Regions from separate parts of the Mus musculus genome. Here region 1 is linked to region 2. Evidence: chromatin loops called from intact Hi-C (ENCODE). Cell type or tissue: left cerebral cortex. All regions are shown on one strand. Each heading gives the region's core, and the rest is flanking DNA. Links, peaks and the distances in the headings are about the cores only. Region 1 overlaps 4933428C19Rik (RIKEN cDNA 4933428C19 gene). Region 2 has its middle 51 kb from the start of 4930509K18Rik.

The links. A loop is a pair of places that touch in the nucleus more often than their neighbours do. Peaks named below come from ENCODE experiments on the same cell type or tissue, not always from the same donor. Only the 100,000 strongest peaks of a DNase experiment are listed, where the experiment ranks them.
Region 1: it touches region 2 in a loop (2.6-fold over the local background); 3 of 42 quality-filtered maps call a loop at or near these places.

Annotation. Positions count from the first base shown.
Region 1 is chr4:40,503,031-40,519,744 of GRCm38, forward strand. The region is part of intron 3 of 4933428C19Rik (RIKEN cDNA 4933428C19 gene); the gene reads right to left. Among named protein-coding and RNA genes, the nearest start is that of 4933428C19Rik, 14 kb to the right of the region's middle. In left cerebral cortex, for the core only: a CTCF peak has its summit at 6,968; DNase peaks (open chromatin) are centred at 3,888, 5,899, 6,667 and 10,414; H3K27ac peaks cover 1,791 bases.
Region 2 is chr4:40,356,139-40,372,852 of GRCm38, forward strand. No RefSeq gene overlaps it. Among named protein-coding and RNA genes, the nearest start is that of 4930509K18Rik, 51 kb to the left of the region's middle. In left cerebral cortex, for the core only: no CTCF peak of the experiment used is centred there; DNase peaks (open chromatin) are centred at 7,306, 7,976 and 8,267; H3K27ac peaks cover 610 bases.

The DNA.
Region 1 (16,714 bases), core at 3,163-11,162, 150 kb after region 2:
GATGAAGACAGAGCAGTAGAGAGATTGGTAGTGGACCGGTCTCAGCATGAGCAAGTGCAGTCTGATGTAGCATATGGCTGTGAGGTTGGGTGGAACTTCAGGGTGTAGAGTGATTTACAATGGCTCTCTGAAAGTTGGCTACAGCAGAAGCCATCAGAGACGATATTAAGAATCCAAGGTTGTAATAATGGCTAATACTTACGAAGCATTTAGAAAGTCCAGTCTGCTGTGGACATCCAGCACCTCACTGAACCCTCAAGCCAACTCCTTAAGGAAGCGCAAACTAAGACACAAACTGTGGAGTCATTCACTCAAGATCGCTAATCAGCCGGATTTGAATCTAGATAATCTGGCTTCAGAGCCAGCTTTCTCATCCTTAAGCTAAACTATTTCTCAAAGTTAAAAAAAGAAAACAGGATTAAATTTAAGAAAGACACCAAGAGATTTATTTACACGTTTGATTTGGGTTAGGAGTGTTTTGAGTATGGTTTTAGAGACTAAAAGAAAGGACGAACCAGGCAAAGTCTGAAAGCCATGGAAAGAGTGGGGGAAAAATCAATGTACAAGGAGGAAGGCGTGGTCAAATCCTTCGAGAATGGTGGTATGCCAGACTCTGGCCCTGCAGCTCAGTGGTGAGAAACAGAGTATGGGCCTTGACCCCAGGAAGCCTTCAGCTTTGCAGCAGGAAAATAGATAAGAAACAGACAAACATAAAACCTGGTATCCAAGATAAAGGTGACAAATGGAATCCTGGGATAGAAAACAAGCTCTGGTTGATAGTGACATTAAAGCTGAAGTGTGGCCGGGTGTGGTGGCACATGCCTTTAATCCCAGCACTCGGGAGGCAGAGGCAGGCGGATTTCTGAGTTTGAGGCCAGCCAGGTCTACAAAGTGAATTCCAGGACAGCCAGAGCTATACAGAGAAACCCTGTCTTGAAAAATCCAAAAAGCAAACCAAAAAAAAAAAAAAAAAAAAGCCGAAGTGTGAGGAAAGTCCTGTGGAGATCGGAGAAGAGAGGCAATGGTCACTAAGGGATCAGAGTGTGGCATGAAGCACAGAAGGAGTGAGTAACCTGGGTGGATTTTAATACTGCCCAGATCTTGCCCCGTCCCGTGAATGCAGAACAACTGGAGATGGCAGCTGGGCAAGGTTCTGCTTTAATGCTCCCCAGGGCATCCTAAAAAGAGAGTGATCATTTTAGAAACATCTGGGAGGTTTCCTCACACAATATGTATTCACTGATAAGTGGATATTAGCCCCAAACCTAGGATACCCAAGATATAAGATATAATTTGCTAAACACATGAAACTCAAGGAGAATGAAGACTGAAGTGTGGACACTATGCCCCTCCTTAGATTTGGGAACAAAACACCCATGGAAGGAGTTACAGAGACGGAGTTTGGAGCTGAGATGAAAGGATGGACCATGTAGAGACTGCCATAGCCAGGGATCCACCCCATAATCAGCATCCAAACGCTGACACCATTGCACACACTAGCAAGATTTTATTGAAAGGACGCAGATGTAGCTGTCTCTTGTGAGACTATGCCGGGGCCCAGCAAACACAGAAGTGGATGCTCACAGTCAGCTAATGGATGGATCATAGGGCTCCCAATGGAGGAGCTAGAGAAAGTAGCCAAGGAGCTAAAGGGATCTGCAACCCTATAGGTGGAACAACATTATGAGCTAACCAGTACCCCGGAGCTCTTGACTCTAGCTGCATATATATCAAAAGATGGCCTAGTCGGCCATCACTGGAAAGAGAGGCCCATTGGACTTGCAAACTTTATTTGCCCCAGTACAGGGGAATACCAGGGCCAAAAAGGGGGAGTGGGTGGGCAGGGGAGTGGGGGTGGGTGGATATGGGGGACTTTTGGTATAGCATTGGAAATGTAAATGAGTTAAATACCTAATAAAAAATGGAAAAAAAAAAAAAAAAGAAACATCTGGGAGGTTTCAAGCACAGACGTGAGATAACTTAACGGTGTTTAAACAAAAGGACTAAGTACAGAGGAGGGTATAAGAAATAGCTTTCGTGAGGAATAGGCAAGTTTTTCTCTAAGACGACAGCAAGAGGAAAGACCTGTGCATCTGTAGAGAGAAGTTCAGAGGTGAGAGGGGAGCCCACAGCTAAGAGTTCATCCTTCTTGGAGCGATCTAAAGGTGTGGGGATATGCCTCACAAGAGAGACATACCAGAAGCAGGCAACACAGGGAAATGAGAGAAGATATCAAGGAAAACAAATGGGTAATGAGGACTAGGAGCCTCAGACTGTGTCCAAACCCAGATCCTTAGATGGCCCCAGCATCACCAGGAGAGGTTATGCGAGCATCCCCAGCATCTCCAGGAGAGGTTATGCGAGCATCCCCAGCATCTCCAGGAGAGGTTATGCGAGCATCCCCAGCATCACCAGGATGCAGATGTGAACAGTGGGTGAGTGCAGAGGAAGAATGGGGAACAGAATCCAGAGATCTCAGTAAAGACACCACAGTAGACACAGATCATGGATTCCAAACTGCAAGTTAGCAAGTCAACGCAGGGGAGGGCATGTAGACTAGAGTGGCTGAGATCTAGAGGGTTTTTTTTTTTTTTTTTTTGGTTTGGTTTGGTTTGGTTTGGTTTTTGAGACAGGGTTTCTCTGTGTAGCCTTGGCTGTCCTGGAACTCACTCTGTAGACCAGGCTGCCTCGAACTCAGAAATCCGCCTGCCTCTGCCTCCCGAGTGCTGGGATTAAAGGCATGCACCACCACACCCGGCAGAGATCTAGTGGTTTGATGAGATAAGGACCTGATTCGGCAAAAGAAATATAAAATGAGTGGGAGGCATGACATGAAGATATGGACACTGGGTGGGGAGCCTTTCAAAGCAGCAGCTCCTGTAATGAAGTCTGGGCTGTAAGCACAGGAGCTCTGAAACAGTGACAGCGCCTAGCTTAGCCACCATCTCCAAGGAGCCATGCAAATGGATGGAACTAGAAAACATCATCCTGAGTGAGGCAACCCGATCACAAAGGAACACACTGTATGCACTCACTGATAAGTGGATATTAGCCCAGAAGCTCCGAATACCCAAGATATAATTCACAGACCACATGAAGCTCAAGGAGAAGGAAGACCGAAGTGTGGATGTTTTGGTCCTTCTTAGAAGGGGGAACAAAATACTCACAGGAGGAAATACGGAGACAAAGTATGGAGCCAAGACTGAAGGGAAGGCCACCCAGAGACTGTCCCACCTGGGGATCCATCCCTATACAGTCACCAAACCCAGACAGTATTGTGGATGCCAATAAGTGGTTGCTGACAGGAGCCTGAGATAGCTGTCTCTGAAGAGGCTCTGCCAGAGCCTGACATATACAGAGGTGGATGCTCTCAGTCATCCACTGGACTGAGCACAGGGACCCCAATGGAGGAGTTGGAGAAGGGACTAAAGGAGCTGAGGAGGTCTGAAGCCTTGTAAGAAGAACAACAATAACAGACCCTCCAGAGCTCCCAGGAACTAAACCACCAACCAAAGAGTACATATGAAAAGTCACATATGTAGCAGAAGATGGCCTTATCTGGCATCAATGGGAGAAGAGGTCCTTGGTCCTGAGAAAGCTTAATGCCCCAGTGTAGGGGAATGCCAGGATGGGGAGACGAGAGTGGGTGGGTGGGTAGGTGGGGGAACACCCTCATAGAAGCAGGGGGAGGGGGCATGGGATAGGGGGGTTGTGGAGGGGAAATGGAGAAAGGAGATAACATTTGAAATGTAAATAAAGAAAATATCCAATAAAAGAAAGGGAAAAAATGAGCCATGCAAATGAGCTGAAGGCATCAGAATGTGCTACCACTCAGCCACCTTCGCATAAAAACTGCTTTGAGCTGGAAGCAACCAACACCAACAAAAGCTCCCTATGCTGCCCTTGTTTGCCAAAAAGTAGAGCCTGATTTCACTTTGTGAGGTGTTGCTCCCTCTGCCTCTCTCGTGCCAGGGAAGGCAGAATGAAAAGCCACTCTAGGCTGTTTGTCCAGAGGCGGCACTGCAAGGCACAGCGTCACTAACATGGCTGAAACAGTCCTTCTCCTCCAGTACCTTCCCCCATGTATTCAGCTTCCCACCAGCCACTGCCCTTGGACGCCAGGAAACCTTTTCCTCTGCCTTGTCATATACCCATAAAATTGTTCCCCCCTCGTTAAAATGACTAGTAAGTCTCAAAGACCAAGTAGCTGCCTGGGGTTTCATTCCATTTCTGTGAGGCCCATATGCATCTCAAAACACCCTGTTCTCATTAATCTGTCTTTTGCCAGTTCAATTAGCAGGGTCCTCAGCCACTGCAACTGAGAAGGTGGAAGAGAAAGCTTTTGTTCTTCTTTGGCAGACCATTACTTAGATCCTGGATTCTTAAAGTTCCCCTAAAATCACCAAATGTTAGCTGTAGTGTTAAGGGATACTGGGAAGAGGGTCTCTAGTCATTTGCTTGATGGTGTTCTGGCACCTTCTCTGAATACAATTATTGACCCCCATTACCCCAGCAAGTAAGGAGGTTCTATTGAAGAACAATTTCTGTCATTATATCATCAAATCACTGCCTCAATTTAAAATGTCACTCCTGCTGACACACTCAATTCTTACAAACAACCTGGTTATTCCTTGAAGCTGGACCCAAAGCCTTTCAAGACTGGTTGGCCTTTCGCTAAATTATCACCGATAGCTTTTCTTTTTGGGGGGTGGGGGCGGGGGGGGAGGGTGTGTGTGGTTTTTATTTGTTTTGATTTTGTTCGGCTGGAGACAGTGAGAGACAGCTGAAAACTTGGGGGACTGTTTAAAAAACGTGAGGATGAGACATAGGAACTGCAGTATCCGTTGCCTGGCTGTGTCCTGTGTTGCTTGGTGGCCGTTCTACTCATTCCTCCTGCTTGCTCTGAGGGTTAAATCAGATTGGATATATAAAGTAGTAAGCACAGGGTTCAGCACATAGTTGAGCACTCTCCAAACTGATTGCCCAGCAACATGTGGGAAGCAGGGGTGGGGAGCCCTGATCAGCAGCCAATACCAATTTTAAGTTGTCAATGTGGTGCTTCTGAGTGCCTAACTGGCTCTTGGAAGTTGTGTGAGCTAAGTGTTGAATGGCAGGTCCATAGTTCCTCCCAAGAGTCCTTGGAGATTCATCCAATATATTTGGTTAGTATGCGTGTGACCTGTGTGAATCTACTCTACTGTGAGCCATGTGTCTACAATGCAAGGAGGATGCTAAAAACTAAACAAGGCCCGATCTTTCTTTCCTAAGTCCTGTGTCCAACCATTACAAGGTGAAGTGGCACCCATGGGGAAGGATGACATGACCAGGGAGTTCCCAGAGGGACACCTCACTTATCCTGGGGTTCAGGGATAAGCAGCTCATGAGTAAAGTGAGATCTGGATGGAACAAACATGAAGCAGCCAAAGCCTGACATGCCAGTGGGCAGAGACTAAGAAGTTAGTGCTGGCACACAGGCCAGGTGGGCCCACGCCGAAGATGCCAGTCTCATTTGACCAGTGCTTACCTGTGAGCATCAGTAAGGAGCCAAGTGGGCTTTTAAACAAAAAACAGAGATTGTTCAAGAGTGAAAACTGTTTAAAAAAGACAGAATGGACCAGCAAAGTCAGGGACTATGATCAGCACCTGGAGGAGGGTGGGAAAGTTGTCAGAAGTCCCTGATGCTGACCCCACTACAGTTAGTGTTGGACGACACTGGGTACCTAAGTACGATATGGGGAGTTTAGATGTAGATGCTGTTCTTGGTATGAGATACTGGTAGAACGCACAGGAAGTGGATGGGAACGTGGAGTTACACTTAGAAAAACTCAAGCTCTTCAAAGGCTGACTGGCAGGAGTTGGGAGGGGAGAGGAGGCTGAGGGGGTGGGAAATATGTAATATGGGGCAAACTGGAACCCACGTTTCCAGCTGCCTTGCCAAGGGAAAACTAAGCCGACCAGCCTCAGGGCACCTCAGAGCTCACTGTCCCAGGAAATAGGACTGGAATTTCTCTAAGTCGCACAACTGGGGACAGACCTGCTGTGCGTTAACATAATCAGGCTCCAGGGAAAGTCAGTGTTCCACTATTTTGGAAAATACAGTAAATTCTAGGTTTTTAAAAAAGTTATCTCATGAAACCAAGTTTATGATTTTTTTTAAATTAAAATATGTCTTAAGATGCTTAAATGTTCGAAAGGGGGAAGGGTAGCCTATCAATGCAGTTCAGCTATTGGACCCTCCCCCAAAACACTGCCTAAATAGTGTTATAAATTTCAGAAAATCTCCTCCTGAGCATGTAGGCTTCCGAATCCTCTTGAACATTGCCTGATAACCATCAGATGATCCACACGGCTGTCTTTGCATCAGAAGGATGCCTGTGCTCCTCCGGCTTGGTTTGCCTCCCACAGTCTCTCCCTTGACCCTCAAGGCTCATAGGCAGCCTCTTGTGCCTTTAGTTAGGTGGTGGAAAAATGGATTGTCGTCTGTTCCAGCATATTTATAACTGAGCGTCGACGATGTGCCTGGCAGAGAGCTACGTCCCTGGGCACGGGCACTGTGACTCTGCCCTGCTCAGGAAGCACACAGACTGGCAGGGCCTTCATCTCAGCAGGGTGTCGCAGCTGGCACTCTATGACAGCACAGATTTAACTTTGCACTTAGGAAATATTCCAGCTGTCTGCTCATCCCGCACGCCTACTCGTAACAAAAGCACATTAGAATGGATGCTCAATTCACTATAGAAATTCTGACATGAGTTTGCCAGAGTTGGACATTGCTCTGCCGCACACGCTTCAGCAGTCAGGCCCGGGCTGCTGCGTGAAGAGGGCGGATGTTCAGGATGATACAAGAGAAACTTACAAAGAGATCCTGGGCAGCCTGGGGCACCCGCCGCCCCAGCTTCCTATGTAATCCTTCTTTTTTTCTTTGCAAACTAGATTCAAACCATCATCTGACCTGCTATTTGCAGGGCTCAAGATAGATTTAAACCACAGTCAGTTATGACCAAGGGGACGCAGGAGATTAATTTGTTTTGTTGATGCTTCAGCCCTTCAAACACCTGCCTGCCGGCGTCCCTGGAGGGCGCTACTCGAAGGAGAAGGTGCTGCTGCTGCGTCAGAAAGTGTGTCTTCGCTATCGATCCCCCATTCTTTCCACTGACAGGGGAAATGAATTGGATAAAGTTTTAATGGAGACTGAAAAATCCTCCCCTGAAGGGAGGACTTTTATTTTTTGCAACAGAATTAATTTTTATTGACTAAACCACAAAAGAAACATCAAGGCCTCAAAGCATTTCCTACATAAGATTAGGTTAAGATATTTCGGTATTGAGACTTGGGAGGGGGGAGGGATGATCGAAATTCCTGCCTAAGACAGTTGCAGATTTTCCTTTTGGTTTTTCAAATGCGATGCCAAATCTGGGCCTTCTGGATGCTCCTTGAGGACCTGGTGACACTCTTCCCTCCCTTACAAACAGATGCTAGCATGCAGTCATGGCCTGTATATGAACCTTAACTCTGTTCCTTGCTACCAGGTTATCCTTAAAAGCCTCCTTGCTAATGGAGAAACCTGGTTACTCAACCTCTCTCAACTCCACTTTCTTTCTCTATCCAACAAGGTTGTTAACACACTGCTGCGAGCTGAGCTGAAGGGGTGGGGGGAGTGGAACGAGACTGGATGGGGGGGGCAGGGCTGAGGGACTGGACAGGGAGGGAGAGGCTAAGACACAAAGGCAGCTCCTCTGGGCAGACAGATAAGCAAGAGAGGAATGTGTGTGTGCGTGTGCGTGTGCGTGTGCGTGTGTGTGTGTGTGTGTGTGCGTGTGTGTGCGTGTGTGCGCAGAGAACTGCACCAGTTCCTGTGAAGCTGGAGTTACAGGAAATCATCATCTTCCATGCAAGGGCTAGGAATCACACTTGAGTCATCCAGGAGAGTGCTCGTAACCATTGAGCCTTCTCTCCAGACTGGAAGGGCAATTTTTTTTAATTGACTAAGATATTTATTCACATTACATCCTGATCAGCAGCTTCCCTCTCACCTCATCTTCCCACATCCACACCTCCTCCCCATCTTCCCCAAAAGGGAGGCGTCCCATGGACATCAACCAGACCCAGGCATATCAGGCCACTGCAAGACTAGGTGTGTCTTAAGCAGGCAATGTAGTCAGAGAGAGCTCCTGCTTCCACTTTAGGAGTTCCGCATGAAGACCTAGCTGCCCAACTGTGTAGAGGGCCTAGTCCGTCCCATTCATACAGGGGTTGGCAGTTCAGCCTCCAAGAGCCCCCATTGGCCCAGGTTAGCTGACTCTGTAGGTTTTCTTGTGGTGTCCTTGACGCCCCTGGCACCCTCAATCCTTTCTACTCCCTCTTCCACAGGATTCCCCCAATCCCACTCTATCTTTGGCTGTAGGTTTCGGCATCAGCTTCCAACAGTTGCTGGGTAACTCCACTCTGATGACATTTACGCTAGAGTCCTGTCTACAAGTGTGGCAGAATATCATCAATAATGTCAAGAGTGGGCTCCATCTCATGATACAAGTCTCAAGCTGGGCCAGTCATTGGTTGGCCCTTTCCTCAAATACTGTTCCATTCCCCACCCCTGAATATGCTGTAGGCAGGAAAAATTGTGGGTCTAAGGATTTGTGGCTAGGTTGGTTTCCTTATCCCTCCACTGGAAGACTAGCCTGGTTACAGGAGATGGCTGGCTCAGGCTTCATATCCCCCATTGCTAGGAGTCTTAGGTAGGGTCACCCTCATAGATTTCTGGGAGTCCTCAATTTTTAGCTCATCCCAGATATGACCCTCGCCTCTATTCTAGTTGCCTCTCCCAGTATTTTCTTCCTCTCTCCTCCCCCACCTCATCTGGCCTTTTCCCATCCTCACCCCCACCCCTCTCTCCTCCTTCCATCTGCCCCTCATATCTAATATATCTCCTTCTCAGTGAGATTCAAGTGTGCCCCCTTGGACTCTCCCTGTTACTTAGCAACTTTGTGTCTGTGGTTTATAGCATGGTCATCCTGTAGTTTATGACTAATATCCACTTATAAGTGAGTACATACCATGCCTGTCTTTCTAGGTTACCTCACTCAGGATAATATTTCCTAGTTCTACCTATTTGCCTGCAAATTTCATGATGTCCTTTTTTAAAATACTGGACTAATACTCCATTATGTAAATTATCTTTATCCATTCTTCTGTTGAAGGACATCTAGGCTATTTCCAGTTTCTGGCTATTACAAATAAAGTTGCTATGAACATAGTTGAGCAGTGTCCTTGTGGTACGGTTGATCTTCTTTTGGATATATGCCCAGGGGTTGTATAGCTGGGTTTTAAGGTAGATCTATTCCCAATTTTCTGAGAAACCCTCACATTGATTTCCAAAGTTGTACAAGTTTGTGCTTCAATGATTGAGTATTCCAAAGGGGGAATTTTTAATGATATTATCTATCAAAATCTGACCTTTGATCAGGCATGGCAATGCACTCCTTTAATCCTATCACTTGGGAGACAGAAGAAGGCAGATTTCCATGCGTTTGAGGCCAGATTGGTCTACATAGTGAGTTCCAGAATGGCTAGGTCTATATAACAGAGAGACCTTGTCTCAAAAACAAACAAAAATCTGACCTATGAATATATAACTTAACTGATTTTTGAGATAATCCTTTACTCTAAAAGTAAGTCTAAGGAACCATGATGAGAGCCAGTATAGGGAACAAAAGACACTGGAAATACAGGGGCAAAAATACAGGCATGAGGAGGGGAGTGATCAATGCCTATTCCTTTTGGCACAACTAGAAGAAACTTTCAGTTTTATTTAGATAAAAGTTACAAATAATAAGATTTACTCATTTTGACTGTACAGCTTAACAAATTTGGGTAATGTGTCTAGTCATGTCATCTTGTAACCACTCAGTGAAAGCATTCACTAGTTTGAGCATAATAAATATCCAATTATCTTCCTTTGTAAACAATACACCCCTCCACCCAGATCCCAGGCAACCAAACATTTGCTCTCTGATATCTGTTGACCTTTTCTAGAATGCCATACAAATGACACTATGTAATATGCAGTGCTTAGAATTTTTCCTTAATATAGTTTTTAAAAATCCATCCATATAGGGTACATTAGGATAGCCTACTCTTTTTTATTGCTAAGTAATATTCCCTATTACGGATAGATCACCCTTTGGTTAGTTATTCAGAAGCTGATGGGCAATGGCTGGGTTGGGTCCGGTCTGTTATGAGCAATGCTGTTTCTAACATTTCCACAAAATTCTTTTTGAATACATGCTCCATTTTGTTTTAAGATGTGTATTCCCACTTAAAAGTTCCAGTGTAGGAAGATCACTCCTCTGAATAGCTAGCCTAGAATAAATGAATATAATTACAGCTCGACTAGCTAAGGCTTATATAACTTCTTTCTGGATTCAATGCTTGGTGTCTTTTCAAGTATTACATATGTAAATTCAGAATTATTTGGCTTGCTCTAAGTAATGCATCTAGTTGGTTTCCCTATAAGAAGATGAATCAAATCTCTATGGTAACATCACATGATTCCCTGTGGCCTTAAGAGCACTTGATTCTCTTTCAAAGTAATCTTTCCCACACTGTTAGTCATTTGCATGGGTTCATTTGTTTGTGGTGCTGAGGATTAAACTAAGCCCAGTGCATGCTGAGTGAGTGTTCCGCCCCTCAACTACATGGAAGTCTACATGGAGAAATGACCAAGTAAGTCCATCACCCACTTTTCCCACTTTGGAAATAATGCTAGCTTCAGTCCACAGACAGGGAAATAGGATGCTCTGAGATCAGGTAACTCTGCTGACTGTCACACAGCTACAATGTAACAGAGCAGATCCAGAGTGCAGATCTAAACCACACGGTACTCACTCAGCTCAGCTCTGTTCACTTTTTGTCTTAAGAGTGTTCATTTTCAGGGGTGAGGAGATTGCTCAATGGGCAAAGTGCTAGCTATGCAAGTGTCAGTAGCTCATTTTTTTATTTTTATGAGTTATTGTATTTGGGTTTCCGCTGTTGAGTTGCATTGCTTAAATATTCTAGATGTTACTCTCTTGTCAAGTAAACAGTTTCTAAGTATCTCCTGTGGTTCCGTAGGTGCTCTCCTTGTGGGACTCCTGTGCTGCTCCCAGTATCTACGTTTGGTTTTGTTTCTGCTTTCATGTCTTTGTCTAAAATAATACTTAGCTGTTGTGAGGTCCTGACTGATGCACTCACCTCCTTGCCTTCTGGAAGTTTCACTGTCTGGGTCTTACATGTAAGTAGTTTATGTATTTTAAATCGAGTTTTGTAACTGGCAAGAAGAGATAGAAGCCTGATTTTGTTCTTCTGCATGTACTATGTCTACTTTTCCCTCGAGGCACTTTGAAGACTGTCCTCTCTCCAACATGCATTCTTAGCGCCTTGTCAAAACTCCATGGGTTTACGTCTTGCCTCTCTTCTCTGTTCCATTGGCCTGTGTGCCCGTTTACGTACCAATACTGTATAGTTCTGGTTACCTGTGGGACTGTGATAGGCAGCCTATTTTGGTTGAATGGGGCTTGGTCCGGTGACCCAATAGAGAAATCTACAAGGGATGGAAAGGCGAGCCACATTCCCAGAATTAGGTGCCTGTCCATAATTCTGTGACTATCAGTCATGCAGACAATGTTCCAAGCTTCTGGCATTCTGGCTAGACTCTACCCCCACAGCTACCTTACTATAGCCAGGTATGCTCCTCCCCACAATTACCTGATAGCCCAGCCCACTATAAGAGGGGCTGCTTAGCCCTTCCTTGCTCTCTTTAGCCCTCTCCTCCCTTCATCACTGGGGCCGAGTGCCACCCTGGGGCCCCTATTCTGTTCTCAGCTCCTCTGCTGTATTCAGCGTGGGATGCCGGAGGCTGAGAACCTGGTACCGGGGGATGCCCCTTGTCCACCACCTGCCGTGTGGAGTAAGTGGCTTAACACAGCCAGACGTCCACCCAGGGCCACGTAGAAAGCGTGCATAGTCCTCCCGCGTCCGCCCACCCAGACACTGGAACTCTGGCGGGACTCGGGTTCTCTCCCACTCCCCTCTTTTCCCCACACCCACGGCCCCGCAAATGGTAGTAAAGGATGGCTGTGCCATCCACACAAGACAGAACCAGCTAAAGAAGACACTCCGCACACAGAGACCTACGTTAAAACTCCAAATTGCCCAAGACCATGAGTGACCTAGTTCAAAAACTAGGCCTTTTAATCTCAATCTCTCTCTCTCTCTCTCTCTCTCTCTCTCTCTCTCTCTCTCTCTCTCTCTCTCTCCACAGTGTTCCTGGTAAGCTTCTTCCCCAACACCCACGGCTCCATAGTTACTCTAGCTTTTCATTGCATTTCAAAGATAAGTGGCATGTTATCACATCATAGAGGAGTGACTATGGATAATGGTAATGTACTACATATTTCAAAAGGCCAGAGGAGGGTTTGGGAAGATAGTCAGTAGAGTTCAGATCCTCAACACCAATGGAAAAGCCTAGTATAGCACTATGTGCCTGATGCCCATAAGGGAACTGGGGAGAGTGGGAACGGGGTGATGGATCCCTGGAGCTAAGTGGCCAAACAGAATAGCTGAATCCGTGAGCTTCAGGTTCAGCAAGAGGCCCTGTCTCCAATAAACACGATGATGATGGGTGAGCAATTAAGGAAGACACCCAACACTGATCTCCGGCAGGAGCTGTCTATGAAGAGACCAAGGAAAAGGAGGCTGAGCGGTGAGGAAGTAACCTTCCTCAGAGAGAGGCCTGACCTCTGCTCCAGGCTCCTGGGCTTCTGGAATGTCTTGTCTAATTCGGAGCCTTTGGCTATTGACAACCTAACAAGAAGTGATAGGAACCTTGGAGTCACATGATATCAATTATGGTCTCCAAGGACACTGATGACTGAAAGTATCAGCTTGCCTTCCAGGAGTAGCTAGAGATTATGAGCTTGACTGATCATCAAAGGTTGATTCTTTCTACTCGTGGTGATAGGGAGGTTATCTGGCCAAGACTCTGAAAGAAGAGGGAGACTGGGACTTGCACATGGGGACCACACCCACACTCCGTCCTAAGCATCTCTCCCCTTGCCTGACTTTAATTGGTGTCTTTTTTCTGTAACAAAGCTTTTTTAATGGGATAATACTTTCTTGAGGTCTGCGAACAATTCTAGTGAATGGTTTGACCTAGGGGGAGTTGGAAGAACCCAGCTGCCTTGAAGCAAAAATGACTGTAGAGCTCACCAAACATGCATCTGACCCTGAAGTAAGGGCCTCCCTGAGAGCTGTTCCCTCACATGGTATATTTGGCTAGAGGCCCTATAAAGACTCAGTTCTAGAGGACATGAACAACAGCTTGAAGTGAAGTAGCACCAGGCTGTAGATTAGCATTTCTCAACCTATGGGTCACAAGCCCTTGGGGAAAGGGCAGGAGGTGAACCACCTAAGACCATCAGAAAATACTACAATTCATAACAGTAGCAAAATTACTGTTATGAATCAGCAAAACAAAATAATCTTATAGTTGGGGGATCACTGCATCATGAGGAACTGTATCAAAGGGTTGCATCATTGGAAAGGTTGAGCATTGCTGCTATAGATAGCTAAGTTCCTGATCAACAGAACAAGACGAGCAGACTATGCCTTCATCTCCTAACAGAGCAAGACACAGGAGGCTAGGAGACTGGGTACGGGGCTGCATTTTGTCCAGGTTTAGGAAGAGGGAGGTTTTATCTAAAAAAGAAAGAAAAAGGTATGAACGTCATTAAAAGTGAACATTTGCCAAGCATTGTGAGTAATCCCTATGCTTCAATCCAAGGACAGTGTTAAGTGATGACCAACATTACCATCCCCATTTTACAGATAAAAATAACTGAAGCACAGAGAGATTGATTAATTTGCCCAAAATCACCCAGCAGGAAAGTGGCAGGGCTGAAATTTGAACCCAGCTGGAACCTGATGGCAGAGACTAACTCATAACCATGCTACCACATGAGCTCAATCACATGTGACAGGGAGAGCAACAGGATTCGCTGGCCATCTGGATTTAAGTGAGAAAAAGCCAGAAGGAGTTGGGGACAACTGGAAGGTTTTGGGTGTCAGTAAACTGAAAGGTACAGATGTCACACAAGCCCAGTTCTGTAGACCCAAGAGTTCAGGGTCACAGGCTCAAATCTATCATAATGTTCCTATTCCTCAGTCTACACTTCAGCCACATAAATCTCTCAACTTCCTGAGAGCCCCCAAGAAAAAACAGAATTGGCAGTCAGTTGTTGCTGCTGTAGTCAGAGTTTCTTCAGTGGATAGCCACTGGTGAGCTGCCCATGCTTCTGTAAGCAAGCCGGGTGGAAGTGAGTTCACACCCACAAAGGCAAGAGCTGTAGAAGGTGGACTAGGTGAGGAGAAGAAACAAGGCAGCGGGAAGGAGAAGGAAATGGTGAATGTAATCCAAATACATTCTGTATGTGTGTGAAAATGCTATAATATGACGACAATGTTACATTGAATATGTGTAATTAATATATAAAAATTTAAAACTTCATTACACACACACACACACACATGACACAGTAGCAGAAGCCTGAGCTGGTGAGTGTGACACTTTGGAGCCTGGCTCTGCATTTTCTCGCTGAGTGACATGGGCAAGTAACGGAGCCTTGGCAGTCTTGCCTTGGAAAGAGGGGTTATGATATTATCTAGGTCATTGGAATGTTGAAAGAGCATTTACTTAAACAACGATCTGTGTCAAACCCTCAGCACAATGCCTGGTGTGTAACTAAGCAAAGGCTTTAGGGCTCCCTCTCTGGCTCTAGGACCTGCGGGTCACACCCCTGATGGGGGTCTAGCATCTCTTTCACTGGGGTCACCCTAAGACAATCAGAAAACACATATTTTTACATTATGATTCATAACAGTAGCAAAAGCACAGTTATGGAGTAGCAACAAAATAATTTTACAGTCGGGGTCACCACAACATGAGGAACTATATCAAAGGGTCACAGCACAAGGAAGGTTGAGAACCATGGCTCTAGAATTAAGCTCTGCTTGTTCTGAAGCCCCTTCTCCATGTCACTGCATACTCAGAGTTTATGTTAATTTCTAATTCTTATTAAGAATACGAGAGAGACCAGTGTCTTAACTACCCTTGCTACAGGCATGTCCGTGTGCATGTGTCACTGGGTGAGACCACTGTTATCTAGAGGTGATGCAGAAAGTAAATTGGACAGTTCACACTAGCATACAGCCAGACTGTGTTGCAACAATCAAATTGACCCCGTGAAGGGTGGGGACCCAGCATCACCTCAGACATGGATCAGAACACAAGCTAATCCCCACCATCATAAAGCAAGGCACAGCAGAGCCTTGGTGACAATCTAGTCTTGAGTGCTTAAGTATTTAATCTACATTTTACCATCTCCAAGCAAAACCTACTTCAAATTTAGCCAAAGGATTATTGCAGCTCCCCCTTTCCAAATCCCCTAGCGGTGGCCATCAGAGACAGCTTCATGGCCCTCACCCACAGCTCTGCACACTCAGCCTTCCCTTAAAGAAGATAGAAAACTCCTTTAAATCTAAGGATTACTGAAGATCAGAAGCCCTGCTCAGTATGTGTTTAGTGTGGTCCTTATTCATTAACCGTGAGTTCTGTTCACAGTTATCTTATGCTGGGAGAACATTTGGATCTAAACATCTGTTCGATGGCTCTGAATTAGAGGCACAGGGAAGGAAGCCCAAAGAGAGATGAAGGCTGCCAGGGAAACAGTTTAACTGCACCCACATATGTGACAAAGACCTGAATTTCCTGATGCAGTATTTTCCAGGGGAGCACAAAGTGTATGTGAGCATACAGGTTCAGCATTGGGTTCTCCATGCAGCATATTTTGCTAATAAATAGAAAGAAAGAAATCCTATGAGTTACGGAGATGTATGCGATAACCTGTATTAACAGCCGGTTTGGCCATGGAGGTGAAGCGGGAGAGGCATCTCTCCTTAGGTGCACTTGCTGGCCTCAATGTCTCTGTTTATTACTGCGGGAGGCTCAGTCTGTCGTGCTCAGCCTCGCAAGCTCCAGCGCTTAGGCTGCCACAGTGCCTGCCACATATGGAGCTTTCTATGTATGCATATGCATTGGAAAGCGAAACTGTATTTTCTAAATCTATCTTCAGTTGTTCCGAAGGCCAACAAAGCATCTCAACATTCCCGTCTCGATTTACACAACTTAAAAAGTGAGGAGGTGGTGGGGAGATGGCTCAGTTGGAAAAAGCTTGCTTGCCACAAGCAAGCTTGAGGACCTGAGTGTGACCAGGCACAGCAGAGCGCCGGTAGTGCCAGCATTTAAGAAGGCAGTGACAGAGGGTCACTTTTCTAGCTGAACTGGAAAGCTCTGGGTTCAGTGGGAGAACAATCCATTTCAAGCAATAAGGTGGACACAACAACACAGCTTGCCTATCAAGACCAGACCAGTGACAACACAAGCAGACATGGTAACATGAAAGGAAAAAGCGGCCAGAAGATTGAGAAGGGGTGTGTCGGTAAGGGGGAGGCGAGAGGCTAGAAAGGACAGCACAGGAAGGCTGGGGGGAGGCAAAGGAAGAAGAAAATGATGTAATCACATATTAACTGAAAAGTTTAAAAATAATAAGATGGAAGAGGCAGGCAGATATCTATTTAGCCAGGTTTAAATAGATAGTGCTAGGCCAGCTGAGGCTACATA
Region 2 (16,714 bases), core at 4,112-12,111:
CGCAGATGCAGACACAGGCACAGATACGGAGACATAGACACACAGAGGCATACACAGACACATGTGCAGGCACAGGCACACAGACACAGAGACAGACATAGACACATGCACAGATACAGAAACAGGCACAGGCAGACATAGACAGACACAGATTTACACAGGCACACACACACATACACTCAGGCATACACACATGCACACAGACATATGCACAGACACAGAAACAGGCACATGCAAACACAGACAGACAGATTTACACAGGCACACAGGCACACACACACACAGGCACACAGGCACATGCACAGACACAGAAACAGGCACAGGCAAACACAGACAGACAGATTTACACAGGCACACAGGTACACACACACACAGGCACACACATATGCACACAGATATATGCACAGACACAGAAACAGGCACAGGCAGACATAGACAGACACAGATTTACACAGGCACACACACACACACACACACACAGGCACATACATGTGCACACAGACATATGCACAGCCACAGGCACAGACATAGATACAGATACAGACACATACATACATATACACACACAGAGACACAGACACATACATACATACAAAGAGACACAGACAGGCATAAATACAGGCACAGGTGCAGACTCAGGCACACAGGCACACACACACACACACACACACAAGCACATGCACACAGACATATGTACAGACACAGGCACAGACCTAGATGCAGACATAGACACAGGCACAGACACATACATACATACACACACAGAGACACAGACAGGCATAAACACAGACACAGGTGCAGACTCAGGCACACAGGCACACAGGCACACACACACACACAGGCACACACATATGCACACAGACATATGCACAGCCACAGGCACAGACATAGATATAGATACAGACACAGACACAGGCACAGACACATACATACACACACACACAGAGACACAGACAGGCATAAACACAGACACGGGTGCAGACTCAGGCACACAGGCACACAGGCACACAGGCACACACACACACACACACACACACACACACACACACACAGGAGCACACACACACTACAAATGGGTTACATAAGAGAGGGAGGAATCATCTGGAGTTAACTGGGCAAGACCAAATGCAAAGCAGCCGTCTGTTACTCATATACCTAAGAGGTTATCAGTCTGTCATATCTAAACTGCTCTGCTGATTCAGAGGCTCTTGGGGCTCTGGGCAGTGAGCACTGGGCACTGACATCAGGAGACCTACTTTTAGTCCTAGCTTTTGCCCTAAGACACTCACTCTGGTGACTCATTCCCCTAACTCTGATTCTGTATCTTAACATTAAGGAAGAACCCGACCAGACTGCAATAACCCCAGATCTAGTGCCCGTGCTTCTTTGGATTAGACTGCCATATCTTAGTCAATAGTGATTCCCTGCACTAGCTATGAACGGGAAGTATCACTATGTTGGTCTCTAAGACAAGAGAAAGAACCCTATTGTTATGCACACATCTACATTGCAGTGCAGTGATGATTTGAGATAGCTCCAGGGAGTCTCTGTTCCTTGCCAGATTAAATAACCCTTTAAACCCTCAAAGTGCTTCTGTGCAAAGGAGTTAGCTGAGCCAGGCAGGCTAAACTGTCTCACCCCACGGTGGGAGATGGCCACTAGGCTCATCTTTCTACCGAAAGTCTTCCAGCTCTTTCTAGGGCCACTGACATTTCTTTGACTCCTTTCCTTCTCTGGACCTCCTCCATTCTCATGGCTGCAAAAATGGCCGTGGCAGGAAGGACGGGCCAGGTGTCAACCATCCCCTGGGAGCTTTCCTCTTCAGTATTAATCCCCAGTGGCTTCATCAAAGTTTCCCGGTCAGCAGAGGAACCCGTGGCTCTCAGGAAGGGAAAATGCTCCTCCTTAGAGCTCCTTGCACCATGAATGAACAGCATTACAATCTAAAGTGCTCATTGCCATCAATTGCCTATGATACAATCAGATCAGATGATGCTAACAATGCAGCCTGTGGCTCCCACCTGGATCTATTCATGCAGGGTCTCTAGGGGGAAGCTGAGCCAGGAATTTTACAGTGCATTCTGGGTAAGCCTAAAGTTTAAGCCCCATAGCCTCATAAGGTCCCTTGTCTGTTTAAGGACAAATGAGTTACAGGCAATTTAGTGAAATTCTTGACAGTTAGACTGCAGCAAGGATAAGAGAATATGATTTGAGAAACAATACATAGCATTTTTTTTGTAACAGAAAAACAAAACAAAACACCTATCTCATGGAGGTTAGCTGCAGTTCCAGTGGGGTTTTCTGAGCACAGTGCTTCTGCTGTTCGTCTTCCTCAACAGATTTGCTTCAGTTATCTGTTGGGTGGAGCCTCTCATAGGACAGTTGTGCTAGGCTCCTTTCTGCAAGCATAACAGAACACCATTAATAGTGTCAGGGGTCAGCTCTTGCCCATGGGATGGGACTCAAGTTGGGCAGTCATTGGTTGGCCATTCCCTCAGTCTCTGCTCCATCTTTGTCCCTGCACTTCTAGTAGGCAGGACAAATTTTGAGTCAAAGGTTTTTGTGGGAGAGTTGATGTCCTTATCCCTCCACTGGAGTCCTGCCTGGCCACAGGAGAGGGACACTCCATATCTCCCACTGCTAGGAGTCTCAGCTAGAGTCACCCACATAGACTCATTGGAGCACGCCCTCCCCATCCCAGGTCTCTGTCATGTCCTAGAGATGCCCCCAACCCTGATATTCATTCACACTCCCAGTTCTCTCTCCACAGCTTTCCCCACACTTGAGCCCCCTTCCTATTCTCGTCCCCAGACCCTCTTCCATCTAGTTCCCTACCTCCATTATCTGCCCCTTCTGGGACAGAGTCAAGCATCCTCCCTTGGGTCCTTCTGTTGTTTAGTTTCTTTGGGTCTTTGGATTGTAGCATGGGTATCTGAAAGAGATGCAGAGACTCACAGCCAAAAATCAGATGGAACTCAGGGAGTCTTGTGGAAGAGCTGAGGGAAGGACTGAGGAACCTGAAGAAGATAGGATGACTCCACAGGAAGACCAACAGAGTCAACTAACCTGGACCCTTGGGAGCTCCAGAGATTGAACCATCAACTAAAGAGCATACATAGGCTGGACCTAGCTCCCCCACCAGCACATAAGTAGCAGATGTACAGCTTGGTCTTCATGTGGGTCCCCCAACAACTGGAATAGAGACTGTCCCTGACTCTGTTGCCAGCCTGTAGATCCTGCTCCTCTAACTGGGCTGCCTTGTTTGGTCTCAGTGGGAGAGGATGCCCTAGCCCTGCAGTGACTCGATGTGTCAGGGTGGATTGTTATCCAGGAGGGCCTCCCCCTTTACAGAGGAGGAAGGGAGAGGGCAGGGGAGGAGCTGTGTGAGGGGAGACTAGGAGGAGAGAGGGGCCATGATCAGGATGTAAAGTGAATAAATAGATTAATGGAAAAAATAATTTTTTAAAAAAAAGATTTGCATTTACATAGGAAAAGCAAGCTGTTTCAATTAGCCATCTCAAAAGAGACCGGCAAACAAGCGATAATACTATTTCATTAATTACCCAGAAAGACAAAACAGCTAATCAACATAAAATATTCATGTCAGCATGCCAGAGAGTTGTTTCTTTTGTAGAATTCATACAGGAAGGCAAAGTGCCTTTGTGTGCAGTTTGCTGGGCATGAACCAAAAGAAAGGGAGTCAGATGATGTTGAGGCCCTGGGATGTGACAACCAGTGGCCCCAGCCAAAGGGAGGGAATGAGGACAGACCTGTCCTTTGACAAATCACCTCCTAAGGGCCAGCCATCACCCTAATTTAATGCCTAATATGGTGAAGGATAAGAGCCTTCTGACTCTGTCTGAACATTGTGTGTAAAGTCAGCCATAGATCTATGCTCTGTTTTGGCTTTGCTTTTTGCTATTTGTGCTCCTAATCCCTTGTGGCTACTTCACACACACACACACACACACACACACACACACACACACACACACACGCCAACTTGATCTTTTTCTCTGTCCACTTATAAGGCAATTGAATGAGACTCTTAAGCAGCTTGGTCTTATCGACTAGTAAAAACCTTTTTGTGTAATTTTCTTTGCAAACAGGGCTAGTCAATCAATTCTCTATAGTCCTATTAGCATTTCTACCAAACCCATGCACTTAAAAAGCACTTACTTTAGCCAAATGTAGAGTCACAAATATAATACCTGCTTTTGTACTAAGCTGTGTTCAGATTATAGACACCCTTAAGTTTCAACATCTCTCCAAAAACACAGCTGAAGCAACCTCATATAGAATGAAGGTGACCTGCACTTCACTTATGTGTGGACATCTAGCACATGTGTCTAAGGTCACAGTGTTGTACACAGTCTCCCTGGTATCACCCATCATCCCATGAGTCACTTTATTACCAGTAGTCATTTGTCATTTGATCTCGGTTGATGTGAATTGTCTTCTCAGCTTTATAGGTGATATGTTCCCTATAATCAATATAACTTTAGGGAAGAGGACAAAGGCAAGGAGAGCAGATTTACACAGAGCCTGCTTAGGATCATATTGATAACCACTGCTGGAATAAGAAACAATTTTCTCCAAAGAGTTTAAAAAATAAACATAACGATAGCAATAATAGTATTAGTGTGCATATGAATAGTCAAACAGTGATAAACTACTCTTAAGGTATGACCTTCATATTCAATTTTCAACATAAAGAGAAGATTGTCATATGGAAAAGAGACAAAGAAAAAGCTATTACAAAGTAACAATTTGTCGAACATTTATAGTTTTAGGTATGATAGTTTTTTGTGTGTTACTGAGTACCAAGCCTCAAATACCTAACCTATTTGGTATTATGATCTGGTCTGCTCTTAGAATCTCCCCTTCTCCGATTTCCAAGCTATATTAAGCTGACTCATAAGTTGATCTCCAGATAAACCCTCTCTGTGGAGTGTCAGACTCTCATGTGAAATTGTACACCTGTTTTAAATCCTACGTGTTTTCATTTCACTTCTGTTGCCATGATAAAAGCACCCTGGCCAAAAAGAAAAAAAGAAAAAAAAAAGCAACCTAGAAAAGAAAGGGGTTTATTTCATCTTAGAATTTCAGCAGAGTCTATCATTGTTAAGAAAGTCAAGGAAGGAACTACAGCCAGGCACAGTCAAAATCAGGGAAATAAGCACATACATGTCTGCCTGCTTTCTTGCTTGCTTGCCCATAGCTAGACTTCTCTACTCTTATACAGTTCAGGACCCCTTGCCTAGGGAATGGTTCTTCCCACAGTAGGCTGGATCTTCCCACATTAATTAAAATTTTAAAAATCTCTCTAGGAGGTAGTGAACTGGTTCCATGGTTAAAAGCACTTGCTGCTCTTCCAGAAGACCCTGATTTGACTCCCAGCACTTACATGACTGCTAATATCTAATTCCAGTTCCAAGGAATTCTATGCTCTCTTTGGACCTCCTTAGATACAATACAGTCTGTGCATTTGGTGCACAGACATACATGCAGGCAAAACATTCAGACATATGAAGTAAAATTAGACAAAAATACTCCTAGATATGCCTACAGGCCAACCCAATACAGACAGTTCCTGGCTGGGATTATCTTCTTGGGTAATCCTAGATTGTGTCCAACTGGCAATCACAGCTGACACCAAATGGGTCAAATAGGTCTCATTGATTTGTCCTTCCTTAGTTACTTTCTGTTGCTATCATCAAATACCATGATCAAGGCAAGTTATAGAAGAGAGGGTTAATTTGGGCTTATGCTTCCAGAGGGAGAGTTCAGAATGATGGGGGAGCCATGGCAGCGGGCAGCTGGGTCAGAGAGCTTAAAGATTACCTCTTCAACAGCAAACACAAAGCAGAGAGCAAACTAGAAGTGAGGTGAGGATATGAACTTTCAAAGCCCACTCCCATATTTCCTCCAGCAAGGCCCCTACCTCCTAAAGGTTCTACAACTCCCCTTCCCCCTCAAAACAACATCACAAACCAGGGATCAAGCTTTGGCATGTGCAAGACTATGGGGGACAAGCCTCACTCAAACCGCCATGCCCAGTCATCAAGCAAAGGCTGGCAGTCATCCTCTGGGTTTCTTCTCAGTGCCCTCCTTTCTGACTTACTGAAAGAACCCATTCTCTGTTTTCCTGTTTCCCACCTCAGCCTGGAGAAACCCTGTGTACATACTGGAATTCTGCAGTTTTTCTCCCTCTGATCTTCTGCAATGATGTCCATTCATTAGATGGAGACACTAGGCTGGAAGGAATGAGCTCAGCTCTACTGGAAGGGCTCAAGAGCCAAGGTGATCTCTTTTCTCCAATATTTGGGTGAAACAAGGGGGTTTTGCAAAGTACAGTCATCTTGAATTTGCTGCTTTAGTGAAAAAAATAAGATATGAACATGTGCATATTCAAGGGAGAGGCTGGGGAAACAAACACTCAAATGAGGCCAGGAGAAGGGATACAATGTATCAGGCTGATCCCAGGTGTTTGTTGGCCAACCAGTATAGTAAGCTCTTGGTTCACAGAGAAATAGTCTCGGAAAAGTAAATGGGAGAAACTAAGGAAGGCACAGATGCTTCCCTCTGGCCTGTGTACATGCACACTTCAGGGGAAGGCTGGGCTATGCAAGTTCTCACAGTGAAGGCAATTGTGGGAGCTTCCCATGTTCCTCTAATATGCCAGTCTCATTGACTTCAGTTTTCTCTGAAACAGAGGGACTTGGAACTCTGAAGTCTTGTCTGCATGTTCCTAGTGAGGCATGCTGATGAAGCCAGGGGCAAGCATACACCTGTCACCCCTTGCCAGTCCTAGACCATGTGTGTAGATGATCATCTATCTCATCACTCACAGCCCTGTGTTTGTGTTATCATGATGTAACTCCCCAGTTCTGCCCATCTGGGAAGTTTTGAAGAGAAAAGGCCCCAAGGACTACAATATTTGTGACACTACTCATGTTAATCAGACTCAACCTTTTTTTTTTTTTAAACGTCAGATAAAATAAATGGGGAACAAAATGAAAATAAATATACCCATGATTCAGTCCTTTTGCGTCACTGGTCTTTAACTGGTGTGTTGGGGTGTGAATTCTTCTTTGAGAATTCAATGGAAAATGCAGCTTTTTTTTTCTTGGAAAATGCGCATACACTACACTAAACATGCGCACGCACACACGCACGCGCGCGTGCGCGCGTGCACGCGCGCGCACACACACACACACACACACACACACACTTTATGCATATTTTCAGGGTTTCACACATCCCTATTTCAGGCCTGTCTATGTATGGCCACTGACTAAACAGGGAGTTGCATTTTATTGAAGCAGTTTCGGGGAGGATTTTTATAATCAGATAAAAGTAAGAAGGATGCCAACCCTCCAAATCACTCAGCCTTTCAACCAGGCTGCTTTCCCACTTACAGAGATCTCTTGTGTGAAGTTCTGGGGGTGGGAGTGGGTGGAGGCTCCCTCAGCTCATCAAAAAATACTATTTCTTGATTAAGTCAATGTTTATCCAACAAAAAGCAAAGAAGAATGTGGACTGTTACCTATGTTGCCGGGGGCTGCAGGACTGGCTATCCCAAGCTCAGGCCGGGCTTCAACTGTCCACTGTGGTTTTACTTTCCACTTAACAAAGAGATTCCTAATGCAGAAAACCCAGGTAGGAAGTCAGATAGAGGACAGTAAGTGTTTCCAAGATGCTACTTTCCTGAAGACACAAACACAAGCTGCTCTGCCTTGGCCAGGCTTTGAGTCAAAGGTTGTGCCTGAGAGAATAGGGGACAAAAAAAAAATCTTGAAGGACTTCAGTGATCCCTAGAAACTGGCCTCAGGGGAGCCTGAGAAAGTGGGACTGTGCCAAGTGGTTAAGGACTTCATGAACATTCCTTGAGCACAGCACTTCACATTGCTCAGCAAAACCCATGTTCTCAAAGATGGGGAGTGCTGGGTCAGCATCTGGCTCTCTGATTTAACACCTCCCAATTCTCTGTTACTAATATGGGATCCAGTTCCTCAGCTCCCTCACAAATGCCCCCTCATGGTACCTTCAATACTATGCTTACCTCTGAATTTCCCTACAACCGCAGAACTTTCCAAGAATTATGAGGAGTCAATTCTTTTACTTCCTTCTAACCCCAAACCATAAGAAAATATTTTGGATGTGATAACATCTAGATAGACATAAGTATCAACTTCTCCAAAGGGAGGGAAATTCCAAGTTCGTTTCATATTATTTCTGTAGCATCACAGAAAACAAAATGTTGGCAGAATTCTACAAGGGAGAGGAAGAATTTCAGTGGCTTTACATAATTCTGTTACATCATCACTTCCTAAACTTACGAGTTGTTGAAACATATTGCAAAATGTCACCAGTCATCTCCCTGTCTTATATATTAAGGAGAAAAGAGAATTTCCTAAGTTCCTGGAGATAAAGTAGAAGAGAAAAGGGAACCGTGTAAGACAGACAAGTGTCACATAAGAGAAATTGTGAATGCTTGCCTATGCCAAAAACTGTTAAATGCAGGGGCAGCTTTGACAATATATTTTAGTGAGTGTTTTGTTTGTTTGTTTTTTTTAAGAACAAACTTTTTTAGTGCACATTATTGAGTTGTCTTAAGATGCTCAATGTATTGTATAGACACTTTCCGAGCAAGAGTAGGGCCTTTATATTCATAGTTCTAGCTGCCTGGAATTCCCCATCGTATATGAATGTCAAGATGTGTGTGTGTGTGCCTGCCTGTCTGTGTAAGGACATACACATGTATGCATGTGCATGCATATACACACATGGTTGATAGCTTCTTCTGGTGTCTTCCTTCCTTCCTTCCTTCCTTCCTTTCTTTCTTTCTTTCTTTCTTTCTTTCCTTTCTTTTCTTCCTTTCCTTTCTTTTTCTTTCTTTCTTCTTCTTTTTTTTTTTTTTTAAATCAGATCGGACAAGGGATTATACAGTCCACTTTGGTGGAGAAGAGACAAAATGCCTGGCTTTGACTTCTGTTCCAATAGTTATCACCTGTGCCATCTCAGGTGCAAGTGGTATCTCCAGGATAGGCTTGAATAAGGCAGATGTGGAGTGTCTCCTTCAAGAGCCAGATGTGCAGCAGATCCTTAGTGCATATCTGATGAAGAAAGAGGCCCACTTCCATGTGCTTTACTTCCACCACAGGCCTCCGTTCTTCTCTCAGATGAGTCTCGATGGTCATGCATACTTCTATCACAGACTGGGGTCACACTTTGAACAGGAAGATGGCCCACCACATGATACTGCTCTCTACTGATTGTTATTTAGTTTTTAAAAAAATTTTTATACCTCTGCTTGCTGGCTAAATAACACTAAATCCCACCCCTGGAATTACAACAACCCCTATACACACCTCCTTCTCAAACTGTGTGCCTGAGGAGCCAGTGTGTCTTAGCCCTATGTGACCACAGCAGATGTCTCACCAGAGTCAATCATGGAGTTTTACCTTAAAGCTCAGATTAGAGTGGCCATCTCAAACAGATGGCTTGAGCCTTTGTATTAATTAGCCAAAGGGAAACCATGCTATAATATTCTATTGGCTGACTTGTGGGAAGGGGATAACACTTTCAACGTGTCTCTTTAAAACCTTCCTAGGGCTAGTGTGAAGGGAAGGGCAGGAGGGCAGAGAGGGGACAGAGACTTTGACTGTGGAAAGCTGTAAGTTCCCTGACAGCTTGATGCATTTCTAGAGTGGAAAGTGCTGAGGAGGCTCTTTCTCAATTAGGGCATTTTGTGGGCTTCCTTGTCACACTGAGTGTTCTTTCTGAGCCTCTGTCTTTATTCACTCTTCTCTCTAACACACTTATGTCTGGGTTCACACTCTTAATAAATGCCCTGTTGTCAGGGTTTCTAGGAAAACAAAAAAAGAAAACAAACAACTGAACACAAACTGTTAAGATGTCCCCGGGAGAAAGAGGGGACTCAAACTATATGCAGGGAACGCTGGAAAACCCCACCAGCATTTCCAGTGTCTCTGCAGCTCTGCATCCCTGAGGATATCACTATCCTTAAAGAAACATTAGTGTGCATAGCTAATGAGACCCTCCAGTGGCTGGAACTAGAGAGACTCCACAGGAAGTCTCCTTTTGCTCACTTAGCAGGAACACCTGGTCCTGGTCCACCCAGCCAACATCCTCCCCCGACTCTAGTCAAGGTGGCACTGACTTCTCAACCCTGCCTAGTGAGGGCTTTTGCATAAAGAGACACCCCAGGGGAATATCTTTGGTGGGACTTTGATCCCCTCTGGGGAACACAGTGTCAGAATTTTATCCTTGAGGTCAACTTAGAGTTCAAGTGTTCTCTGAGACCCCAAAAGAGACAGGAAGGGAAGAAATACCTCAGATTTTAGGGGCAGGACATATGACAATCAGCAGGTGTCTTAGTTAGGGTTTTCCATCACTGTGAAGAGACACCATGACCAAGGGAACACTTACAAAAGAAAACATTTAATTGGGTCTGGCTTACAGTTTCAGAGGTTCAGTCCATTTTCATCATGACAAGAAACATGATCTTGTCATGCAGTATATTCAAAGGCAGTAGCAGAAGACTTTCTTCTGAAGGCAACCAGGAGGAGTGTCTCTTTTGCACTGGGTGGAGCTTGACCTTAGGAGCCTCAAAGCCCACCACCATAGTGAGATACTTCCTCCAACAAAGTCACATCTAATAGTGCCACTCCCTGGGTCAAGTGTATTCAAACCACCACAACATGGGAACCCCCCCCCCCCCCACTTAAGCTACTTAAGCATATTGACTTTCACAGGCTGAGAACATTCCATTGACATCACAGAAACCATTACCGTGATATATGGGCAAGCTCAGTCTGAACTCAGTGAGAAGCTCTGTAGCACCCATCTATCTACCTGTACAGCCACACTTCTCAGATAATGCTAAATGACCCCCTTCCTCATGACAATGCCATTTTTATTTCCAGAAAACACACATCTGTGATCTGTCTACCTTGAGGTCTAGTTAACACTTTGTCTTTGGAGTCAATATTGAACTGTCTATCTATAGTTTAAAAGTTGAGTATGGATGTTGGGCAAGTCACTTAATCTCTTGAGTCATAATGACATCAGCATACTATCAACTCTCTTGCTAAGTAGTATGAATAGTAGAGTTAATGTCTGAAAAATACCTGCAGTATAAGAGGTATTGGATTGGTGGTGGGTGGAAGTAATCACAGCGGGCTGTCGTGACACAATATTATGATGAAAACATCTCTTACATCCTAACTTTTTCATCCAAAGTTAATAACACACCCCAGGATCACTTGCAACTGCTCTGTGTTGGATATGGTGATATATATCTTTAAGCCCAGTATTCTGGAGGCAGAGGCAGGAGGATCTCTCTGCATCAGTGGCTTTCAGATGATGCAGGAATTCCTAGAGCTCTTGCATGAAGTTCCAGGACAATTCAAAACAGTGAAACACCGTATTTGATTTACTAATCTCAGAGACCTGAAGGGTACAGCTGGAACTCACAAGCTAGGGAAGCGTGCTCACAATGGGAGCGAGACAGGTTCTTCATACACAGGGTGGTCCTTACTCATGCTGGAGTCTGCTCCTTAAACCGGGACAAACACAATACCCCTGCCTCAAACAGTTCCTGTCTCTCAGCTGACTCATCACAACCACCTGAAATCTCCATTTTAAACAGTTTTGGACTTTCTTGTCCTCTCAATCTGACAATTGTAGGCTAAAATGCCTTCTCCTATTACCTTAGTAATTCTGCATTTTCTTATCACCTTGTTTGTTTATCTGTCTGGATCCTCGTAGTGACCAAACAGCAAGCTATGGAACAGTATGTTAAATGAAAATTTGGCTGAGGTTCAAAGACAACGAGAAGTACATTTCAAAGGAGGTACCATATCAGATGTGGAACCTTGAGATGTTCCTCCTCAATGGAAGTAAAACAGCAGTATCTGAAGGGTGACTGAGGATTGCATGGCCCCACTCCCCAAAGAGAAGTATGGGGTCCCATCCTGGATCTTTGTGACAAGCAAGTCTCCAGGGAAAGTAGGAGGTCTTTGAATGAGCGGTTGATATAGTGTTAGAGTCTCCTTGATGCACCCACGCTGGGGATAAGGTTAGAAGTGTAGAATCCTCTCCCCATTATCCTAGTCCCAGAGAGGTCCAGGATGTGCCTCTGCCACACAATGATATGGTTTTATATAAAAGCCAATGCAGCAGCAGAGTAAAGACTAAAGACTCATCTTGCTTGCAGAAATGATGTACACATCTTTCAGACCAGATGTATCTCTCCTAGGAGAAAGTTATTATTGAGCCATCTTAGTTGTCCCCAAGAAGAATACCCATAGGGCAGAGAGAAGCTGAAGATGTGGCTAGATTTCCAAGGCTGGGGGGAAGAAACATCTAGAATACAGGTTGGTTGATCTTTATCGAAGGAAGGATAATGATAGATCAGCCACAGGGATGAAGCACTTCTAAGGGTGACAGCACTTGTCCCTTGTACACTTGAGTACCTGTCAAACTAAGAGACCAGGTGGATTTATCAAAGTAAGCCCTTCGGGTTGATTCTGTCTCCCTGGACTCTACCCCAGAGATGTAGACATTCAGGTAACAAGATGTGGGAAAAGGAGATGATCGGATAGGAAGATAAAGGAGAGAAATGATCAGGACCCTTCCTGTCTACAGCACATCCAAGCTGAAACAGGGGCGAAACACCAGCTTCACAACAAATCTGGTACTGAGCATTTTAAATGGATTGAGGTTACCAGAAAACTAACCAAACTTCTTGATATATTTAGCTGGTCACTGAGGAAAATCAGTCATCATTAAGGGTCATAAATATCAGTTCAAAATAGTTACGTGATATAACTTACTAGGAAATTTACTGGTTTCTGAAGCTGGAAAGTCTAAGGAAGGGCAGCTTTCTAGATCCTGCCTGAAGCTATTGGTGTATTGCATTTATCTTCCCATGCAATTTGCTCTTATTTGTGCAGAGGACGCAGTCCAGGCAGTCAGTCATAGCCTAAAGAATCCCATCTAAGCACCTAAAGAAAGATTTTTCAATTTAACATTTTATAAGTAAAATCCCAAAGCTTAGTGCACCATGCATTAGGAATCCATGTAGCCTGGTCCTCATCTTTTACCCATGCCCTCATATTACTGCTTCTTTGTTGTCAACTTCCCAGATAAGCCTCCCAAAGGGGAAAGGTGTTTGTACTGGCTAGTTTTGTGTCAACTTGACACAGCTGGAGTTATCACAGAGAAAGGAGCTTCAGTTGAGGAAATGCTTCCATGAGATCCAACTGTAAGGCATTTTCTCAGTGATCAAGGGGGAAAGGCCCCTTGTGGGTGGGACCATCTCTGGGCTGCTAATCTTGGGTTCTATAAGAGAGCAGGCTGAGCAAGCCAGGGGAAGCAAGCCAGTAAAGAACATCCCTCCATGGCCTCTGCATCAGCTCCTGCTCCCTGACCTGCTTGAATTCCAGTCCTGACTTCCTTTGGTGATGAACAGCAGTATGGAAGTGTAAGCCAAATAAACCCTTTCCTCCCCAACTTGCTTCTTGGTCATGATGTTTGTGCAGGAGTAGAAACCATGACTAAGACAGTGCTTTAAAGCACTTAGAAGAAAATCAAATTCACCTGGCAATTTCAGTTGGTATGAACCATTCATCTCAGCCCGGGAGTAAATACTCTATCACTCATTTATCTAATTAACTGCTTATGCTTTTCTATGGCTAGATCCCATGTGATCAGCCAGCCTTCCACCATGAGACCTGTTTTAGCCAGGGTTTCTATTCCTGCACAAACATCATGACCAAGAAGCAAGTTGGGGAGGAAAGGGTTTATTCAGCTTACACTTCCATACTGCTGTTCATCACCAAGGAAGTCAGGACTGGAACTCAAGCAGGTCAGGAAGCAGGAGCTGATGCAGAAGCCATGGAGGGATGTTCTTTCCTGGCTTGCTTCCCCTGGCTTGCTCAGCCTGCTCTCTTATAGAATCTAAGACTCTCAGCCCAGGGATAGTCCCACCCACAAGGGGCCTTTTCCCCTTAATCACTAATTGAGAAAATGCCTTACAGCTGGATCTCATGGAGGCATTTCCCCAACTGAAGCTTCTTTCTCTGTGATACTCCAGCTGTGTCAAGTTGACACAAAACTAGCCAGTACAAGACCCAACTAATCTTCTCTTCTCTTTTCTCCAAGCCACATACAGGCTTCTAAACAAGCATCAGGGAAGGTGGCAAGGTTTAGTCTAAACTGTATGTGCAGACATGCACATGCTGTGGGTAGCGTGTAGAAGTCAGACTCCTCCTACAACTTCCGGAAGTAAAAACCTTCCAAGAAGTTCCACTCCAGCTGTACACCAGAATCTCCAGAATCGCTGGAGACTTTTTTCTTTCAAAGTCATTTGTGTCTGAGCGCCACTCCAGTCTTCTGACTTAGACAGGTAAGCTCAAATATCCTTGTGCAAATACACCACATTGAATATACAACACCTTCCTCCTGTTTTATGATTAGAAGGTTTTTCTGTCCAGAAAGTAACTGGATATTTAAAGCTAAACTTTTTTTTTTTGAAAAAAAATTAATGCTTGGAATGATATGTAATGTTTTCTGCTGAATTGTGATCTGGGCATCCCTCTGTCATTTGGAATTCAATACACAATCCCCAGGCCTATTATTGCACACCCTAAGATCTCAGTAAGGGCAGTGACCATCATTTGACTCTTTCAGCTACAAAACCGAAGGTGCGCCTGGAGCAGGGATGGCTGTCAGGCGTCTTAGCACACAAAGCCGCTTTGGCTTTCTCTCTCTTACTGACTCACTGACACTGCCGTCTGACAAGAGCACCCAGTAGAGAGGACACTGTGAACATCACATGGCTTACAATTTTCACATTTCAGAAAGACCTAGAAATGAAAATGCAGACTATCCAAAGCCCTACAAGCACACCACATCTCCCCACTCTATAGACTTGTTTTCTATTGCCAATGTCACTTGTGTGTCACCTGTAGTGACTTGTACTGTTCATCCTCAAAAAGCCCTTAGGTAGCAAATGTCCCGTGGGGGTCACCTTCTCCGTCAGCGGATTCAGCTTCACAGAATTCTAGAGCAGCAAAGTTGACAGAAATCTTCCTAGGGACAATATAAGTGTTGGCATTTCTGGAGGGCTTACCATAGCTCAGCCACTTCATATATATTATTTCACTTAATCGTCGCGCTAACTCTGCCGTGGCGGTTTTGCAATTTTCATTGTTTAGATGAAAAAAAAAAAGACACCTGAGTTTTGGAAAAGGACGAGATTTATTCAAGGTCACACTCCAAATAACCCCAATCCACAGTATCTAAAGCAGGGTTTCTCAATGTGAGGAATGTGTACAAGGTAGGTTACCAAGAGGCATCAGAAAACTCATGATTCGAGGCAGCCTATCATGCTTATTCCAGCAGCAAATATACTACATGTGAATAACAGAGAAGGTCAGCATAGCCCCTGTGCATTTTTAAAGTAACCATTGAATGCATTATGAAACATTACAGATTTTGTCTAAATTTGAAGATAAAGTATGAAGCCTTAAGAAAGACATTCATGGGCTGGAGAAATGGCTCAGCAGTTATGAGCACTGACTGTTCTTCCAGAGGTCCTGAGTTCAATTCCCAGCAACCACATGATGGTTTATGACCATCTGTAATGGGATCCAATGCCCTCTTCTGGTGTGTCTGAAGAGAGCTACTGTATACTTATATATAATAAATAAAAAGAAAGACATTCATAGAGAAAGCTTTTTTCCCTCTGGCTCCAGAGAGCCCTGCCTCCATCCATAGGGAAGATGCTGGTAGAAAGATTTGAAAACCTGGCCAGAGGTCTTCTTCTTCCTAGAAGGAATTTAGGAATTTCGCCCCTAGTGGAGGAAGGGGAAATGATGCGTTATTATATTTTGTTGAGAGGATTCAATGGCCATTATTGAAGAATATAAATCACTTAACTCCATGGGTTGCCAAATCCCTTTCCTGTTTACAAAGCTTTCGAGTGTAGAGATAACCATTTGTCACTTGATGAATGAGCCAGCGGCAAACTTTCCCCACCCTCAACCCCTACCCTGTGCCACTTCTAGCCTTCCCTCTTCAGATTTTCCTTCTCTCAGGAGAGGTCTTTTCCTCTATGAAAACAGCCAGCAAGTGCATTAGAATTGCTTGTCTGTGAGCACCACAAGAACATGAGTGTAGAGAAAATGCCCAGCACACAGTAGGTGCTCTTTGATTGGCTTCTGACTGAAAATTAAGGCTTTTCTGGATCCCCTCAGAGGCCCCTTTGAGCACTGGGATGATACAGGTTCCTGTATCTGGAACCTAGAAATTCTGCCAGGCTTGCAAGCCCATTGCAGCAAAGAGCATCCTTTGAGATGGCTGGGAAGGGGGAAGGAGCTCAGGAAAACAATCAAACACCTGCCATGGGCACGGAAGATCAGCAAGGGAGCTGAAAAGAGTTTTATTGCAGAAACTCAGTCCCCTGGGGAAAATTATTAGGAACACAAGAGCAATATAACAGATCCCTTCCGTTCAAAGCTAGAATAGGGATAAATGCAAAACCCAAACTGGGCGAGTGATGCCCTTGCTGCACAGTGAGCTTAGGAAAAGATGTTGAGAAGAAATAGGTAAGAACTAAGATATGTATATGAATAAGGTAACAAAGTCAACAAACATATTTCATATGCTCATATATGGTTCA